Linked DNA regions of Homo sapiens: region 1 is linked to region 2. A link is a contact called in ENCODE Hi-C or POLR2A ChIA-PET data. All regions are on one chromosome and are shown on one strand. The core of a region is the stretch at or near the end of the contact, and the rest is flanking DNA. Distances in the headings are between cores, read along the strand shown.

Region 1 (3,000 bases), core at 424-2,923, 1.4 Mb after region 2:
AGAGGATAAACTGTATATTTTACCAAAATACAAAAAAGAAACCATAAAAATAAATTACCATTCATTATGAGAAATGAGAAAGAAAAGTAGTGACGGAGAACAGGTTAACTTTTTCCTGAGTGCTATCTTAGCTGAGCTCTGCACCTCTTCTTTTAGTGAAATAAAGAAAACCACACCCAGAAGGGTAATCTTCTTGACCACTCCTCCGCATACCGTTGCACTCAGCTCTGCCTGAGTAAGGGGTTGTACTTAGGTCAGTTTCATACCACATGCACTGTCAAGCCTCGATGTCACGTGTCACTTTTAAGTTTGAATTAAAAAGAAAAATTTTGTATAGAAAATACTCTGCATCACAAATGAATCATCTTGATGTAACTTAGGCAAAAATTATATTGGCTTCTGAATCTACTGGCATATTAATTCTTTATCCTAACAGCAAAATTAATACCTCTAACAAAGATCTTAGAGAACATAAAATGTAACAGAAGAAGCACACAAGGCCGGGTGTGGTGGCTCACGCCTGTAATCCTAGCATTTTGGGAGGTCGAGGTAGGCAGATCACCTGAGGTCAGGAGTTTTAGACCAGCCTGGCCAACATGGTGAAACCCCCTCTCTATAAAAATACAAAAACCAGCTGGGCATGGTGGCACATGCCTGTAATCCCAACTACTCGGGAGGCTGAGGCAGGAGATTCGCTTGAACCTGAGAGGCAGAGGTTGCAGTGAGCCGAGATCATGCCACTGCACTCCAGCCTGGGCCACAGAGAGAGACTCCGCTCCCCCATCCCCCACAAAAGGCACACAAGCATTGATTACAGAACCAACTTGTTTGAAAAACCAAAAAAAAATTCCAGATGTATCTGTAATCCCAATTTGTAATGAATCCTGATATTTTGTCCATTGTGATTCAAAACTCAAAAAATGTTAAACCTTCCCCCTAATGTCTAGTCACCAGTTCCCCAGTGTTAAAAGCAGGTAGAATACATACAACTTTCTAAGAAGCGTCAGTCCCAGAGAACCTGCCTTGTGCCTACAACCCCCAGGTCTCGCCAGCAATCTCAACACAATCAGATTCAAGGAGACAGAGGCGCAGGCACAGCCCTTTCATCAGCTGACCAGGAGTGCTCGGCCCGGCCTGCCAGGAACCTCTTATCAAACTCCACCGGCTGCCTGCATCTACAATTCAAGTCCATGGCTAACCTTCTGTTAGAGACAGAAATTCTGCTGCAGCCAGCAAGTTTGCTGGTGTACAGGGCACCGCTTCATGGGCCTAGTAGGAAGCGAAGCTGAAAGGCAACTTCCGAAAGCCAGTCTCCTCTCCCAAACGCCCTTTAATATCTCCCCAGTTGGATCTGGGGCGCCTGTGGTTTCGGACCCTTAGGAGCTCTGAGAACTGGTGTGTGTGGTCGGAAGCCATCTGAGTCTCCCTGTGATTTGGACTTTTTAAGAAACTTCTAAGTTGTATTACTATACCCTTTAAAAACAGACGGAAGCAGTGTAAAAAGGCCTCTAGTTTTTAGAAAAGACCGTAACTACTGGGGAGGGGGCTCACAAAGAAAAAGACTGCAGAGAAAAGCATCAAAATGGTGTTTTCCTAACGCTCCACAAAAGGGTCAACAAGTAACAAAGAGCGGCGAAAACCTCCTCCTATTCCTATCGTCTTCTGCGTGTGAGAAGAACCCTGTTCCCCAGGAACTGCCCCAACACCTCGAGCAGGTGCCTCCCCTCTCCAATGAAGCCTCTCCCGTCCGCCCGGCCCAGAAACTGGGCAACTTACTGGTTTCGGCATTTTCGGTTTCTGGTGAGTATCCTCGATCCCCGAAAACACGACTATCCAGCAGCAGCGAAGACGCTGTCCCAACCTGGAGTCAGAGCAGAACCCTTAGAGCGCCCGCCCGCCCTGCCTCGTCCTCCTGCCGCGCCCGACACTCGGCGCCCGCAGCGCGCTGCCGCTTAAGAACCGGCCAGCCCGGGCCCGGGTGAGTCAGCGCCCCGCCCAGCACTGCGGGCATGGGGAGGGGGCACGGGCGGGGCGGGGCCGGGCCGGGCCCCCGGCGAGGAGGCGCCCGAGAGCGGGGGCGCGCGCCCAAGGGGCAGCCGGCGGGCACTGGAGGTGCCCCCCAGTTGGGGGTGGGTCCGAGGAGAGGGGGTGCGCACCCAGGGGACCCCCAGCATGAAGGGGCTGGTGGGGGGCGCAGGCCCGGGAGAGAGAGGGCAGGGGGAACACTCAGTGGGGAGGATCGGGGGGAGGGGGCGCGGGCCCCGGGGAACACTCGGCCAGGAGGGTCAGGGGAGAGAGCGCCGGCCGGGCGGGGAGGGGTCTGGGGGACACTCGAGGTGCACCCAGCGGAGAGAGGCGGAGAAGAGGGGGCGCGGGCCCAGGGATACCCGGCGGGGAAAGGCCCGGGGAGAGGGAGCGCGCGCCTGGGAGAGAGAGGGCGAGGGGCAGGAGGAACACCTAGGAGGAAGGAGTCCCGGGACAGCCAGCGCGAGCCCGCGGGGCACCCGACAGGGAGGGGTCAGGGGAGAGGGGGCACAGGGCGGGCGGGGGGGCACTCGCTGGGGAGGGATCCGTGGAGAGGGGGCGCGGGCTCGGGGTCCGCCGAGGAACTTCCCGGGGCTGCCAGGAAGCCCGTGAGAAGCCGAGCACTCGGCAAGTTTCACTTTGTGTAGCAACCGTTGCCCCGCGGCTGCAGTCACAACCGTCAAGCCTTTGAGAAACTCTTTCAAAAACTGCAACCGCTCGGGAGCCGCCGAGGGACGGCGCCCAGGCACCCAGGCTCCGCGTTTCCTTCGGGAGAGACCTGAGGGGACCCGGCGCCGAGGGGAAGGTCGCGGGGCCGCGGGCCGGCTCAGCTCCACCTGCCCCGGGGGTGCCGGGCGAGAACCCCGCGCCGCGCCCCCTAGGCTGCCCGCCGCACCTGCCGCCGAACCCCGCCGCCCGCCCGGGCCCTCCACCAGGAACCCCCCGCCCAGAACCCCCGTCCCGACCCCGGCCGCC
Region 2 (2,871 bases), core at 145-2,644:
CAGTATTCCCACCTGAAGAAGGTCTTGCCAGGTTAAGATGGCTATTGTGGATAATATACTCTTAGATATAAAATAATTCTCAAGCTAAGCAGATGGTGCTGGCACTTCGTCCCAATGTCTCCCCGCTTTACCTTTCATTAGTCAGATCTGAAAATTAACACCAGCCGGCACAGTGGTTCACATCTGTAATCCCAGCACTTTGGGTGGCTGAGGCAGGCGGATGACCTGAGGTCAGGAGTTCGAGACCAGCCTGGCCAATGTGGTGAAACCCCATCTCTACAAAAAATACAAAAATTAGCCAGGCATTGTGGCTCATGCCTGCAGTCCCAGCTACTCAGGAGGCTGAGGCATGAGAATCACTTGAGTCCAGGAGGTGGAGGTTGCAGTGAGCTGAGATTGCATCACGGCACTCCAGCCTGGGTGACAGAGCAAGATTCTGTCTCAAAAAATAAAATAAAATAAAATAAATTAACACTAATGATGAAACTTTTAAAAGTTGTAGTAAGCAAAGGTAAAAACATAAGCTGTAATAGAAGTTCAGTCCATGTTTAAGTATTTAATCGTGACAACTACATGTATATGTTGAAAATCCTTCTTTAACCTTAGAGTTCTGAAGTTTCTAGAGGTTGGATGGAATTGCTTCCTGCTCTTGAGAAGACTACAACCTGAAATATTCCGTTTGCATGTATATTTTAATACACATACTTTGATAACCTTGTTCTTAAATATATATGCTGAATAGTATCTTTCATCTTAGGACTTTGAAATAATTCATTTATTTGCCTTTTCTCCTCTGACTAAAAAGAGTTATAGTTCATAGTTTCCTCATTCATTCAGACCAGGACTTATTAAATTAGATAATTCCTGATTAGATATTCTATTTCTTAGCTGTGTACATAGTAGGTATTCAGTAAATATTATTGACTTATTTAATGGTTACTTGTGCTCTTCAAATTACACCTGTATATTATGAAGTAGATTTTAGGGTGAATGTATGGGAAGCTATCATTGGTCCAGATTAACTGCTTTTCCCTCTTGTAAATGAATCTATGAAAATTAATCACTTTCTCTTTTCCTGCCTATTCTAATGATCTATTATTGTCTTTAAGCCACCCCAAAACTTAGTGACCCGAAGCAAATTTTGTTCTACTATCTCCTGGTTCTGTGGGTTGACTTGGTTCAGCTGGGCGTTGTCTGGTTAGGCCATTTCATGCAGCTTCTGCCTGATCCTGGCTGCCAGGGCCGTCCGCCCTTGGCTGCCTCCCTCACAAATCTCTCTCGTACGTAGCTGTGACCAGAGCAGCTCAGGGCGGGCCAGCTGTGGCTTCGTCGCAGCAGGGTGGTCTTGGGTAACCAGCCTCTAGGGCCAGTGTTCCAAGAAACCAAGACCAAAGCTGAGCCAGCCTTGAAAGACCCAGGCTTGTGCTTCTGTCACATGCAAGTTCTGGGAGCAGCAAAGAATTTGCAGCCATCTAACCTACCCTGTGACATTCTAAAAAGCAGCGTGTTTTTTTCTCTTTCTCCTTTTTTTTTTTTTTTTTTTTTTTACATTTTAATGGTTGTTTATTGGGTTGAACCAATGAAAAAAAAAGATTTAATTTTCTTTTTAGAAAAACACAAACATGTTCAGTTCTCCTGTTGTGCCATTACATTTTAGATTGTGTTAGTTTCAGATTATACTTAACTTGTCATAAACCAAGTAGAGTACATTTAGGTGCCTACTCTGAAACTAAAAACATCTTAATTTTGTGGTTCTGACTCACTGTTATTTATGAGAGCTTTTCTGAGAATTGTCTCCTTGAGATCAGATCCCTTGGGGGACAGAAAGTCCCTACTGAGTGTGGTAAAAATGCCCAAGCCCATTAAAACAATGGCCACCCCCATAACAATGCATTCTCCCCAGGAACCACACAAAACGGGAAATGAAATAAAATGGATGACTTAGAGTCTTCTTTCCTAGGGAGTCTGGATTGAACCATGGCATCTGGATAGTTAATGCCGTTCTATTTAGCAAGAGATGCTAAAAAAAAAAAAGAAATCTTCAAGGTCAGTCTTCTGTGTAGTGCCATGAGGCTCTCGTTAAAATGTCACGTACCAGGAGATTCTACCCCTGAGGGCAGGTTGGCCTCTGTGCCTTGGTCACTCTCCAGAGGTCTGAACTTGGTAGAGAGAGGTGGGGGCTGGGCGCGATAGCTTATGCCTGTAATCTCAGCACTTTGGGAGGCTGAGGCAGGTGGATCACCTGAGTCCAGGAGTTCAGGATCAGCCTGGCCCACACGGCGAAACCCCGTCCCTACTAAAAATACAAAAATTAGCCGGGCATGGTGGCGGGTGCCTGTAATCCCAGCTACTCGGGAGGCGGAGACACGAAAATCACTTGAACCCGGGAGGCGGAGCTTGCAGTGAGTCGAGATGGTGCCGCTGCACTCCAGCCTGGGCGACAGAGTGAGATTCTGTCTCAAAGAAAAAAAAAAGAGAGAGAGAGATATGGGAAGATAGGCATCTCGCAGGCGGGCCCCACAGCCTGAGAATTTCTTCTACCTTGGCCTGATCCTCAGCTGCCTCTCTGAGCGCACTCATGCTTCTCTAGGGAGGACTGGAGAGGGCCCCTGTGGCTTGCTGTGATGCTGGCTTACCTCTCCCTGGGTAAGTGCAGCTGCCAGCAATGCTGGTTCCCATGGCAATGCAGGGCCCCAAGTGCCATGCAGCAAGGACAGCTCGGTGCGTGCTGTACAGGGCCATCTGCTCCACAGTAGCACCCTCCCATTGACAGGATCACAGCCCATACCTGCGTCCCTGGCCATTGTGGATTCCCAGGGTTTAGGACTGTGCTTGGCACACAGGAGGCACTCAGGAATATTTGTTGACTCA

Evidence for each region. A loop is a pair of places that touch in the nucleus more often than their neighbours do. ChIA-PET counts read pairs that join two places held with the same protein, here RNA polymerase II (POLR2A). Pooled maps may share reads with other maps.
Region 1: a loop to region 2 is called in a pooled map, with 4 times the contacts of the local background. The contact joins the promoter of EZR-AS1 here to the enhancer-like site in region 2. A Hi-C loop is called at or near these places in 1 of 37 single-sample maps with no recorded cell type and 2 of 50 pooled maps. POLR2A ChIA-PET finds 5 or more read pairs at or near these places in 1 of 52 experiments (GM12878).

The regions. Positions count from the first base shown.
Region 1 is chr6:158,816,306-158,819,305 of GRCh38, forward strand. EZR-AS1 (EZR antisense RNA 1) reads left to right here and starts at 1,674. Exons shown (of 3, transcript NR_102425.1): 1 at 1,674-1,800. EZR (ezrin) reads right to left here. Exons shown (of 14, transcript NM_001111077.2): 2 at 1,777-1,861. The coding sequence starts at 1,788. RefSeq lists enhancers at 82-131, 995-1,164, 1,647-1,696 and silencers at 1,907-2,106, 2,247-3,000.
Region 2 is chr6:157,463,582-157,466,452 of GRCh38, forward strand. The region is part of intron 1 of ZDHHC14 (zDHHC palmitoyltransferase 14); the gene reads left to right. Among named protein-coding and RNA genes, the nearest start is that of MIR3692, 64 kb to the right of the region's middle. RefSeq lists enhancers at 765-1,265, 1,266-1,766, 2,601-2,871. Within about 2 kb of position 1,395, at least 3 of the 41 ENCODE cell types and tissues checked have a DNase peak (open chromatin) inside an H3K27ac peak, as active enhancers do; they include GM12878, where a contact is called at or near this core.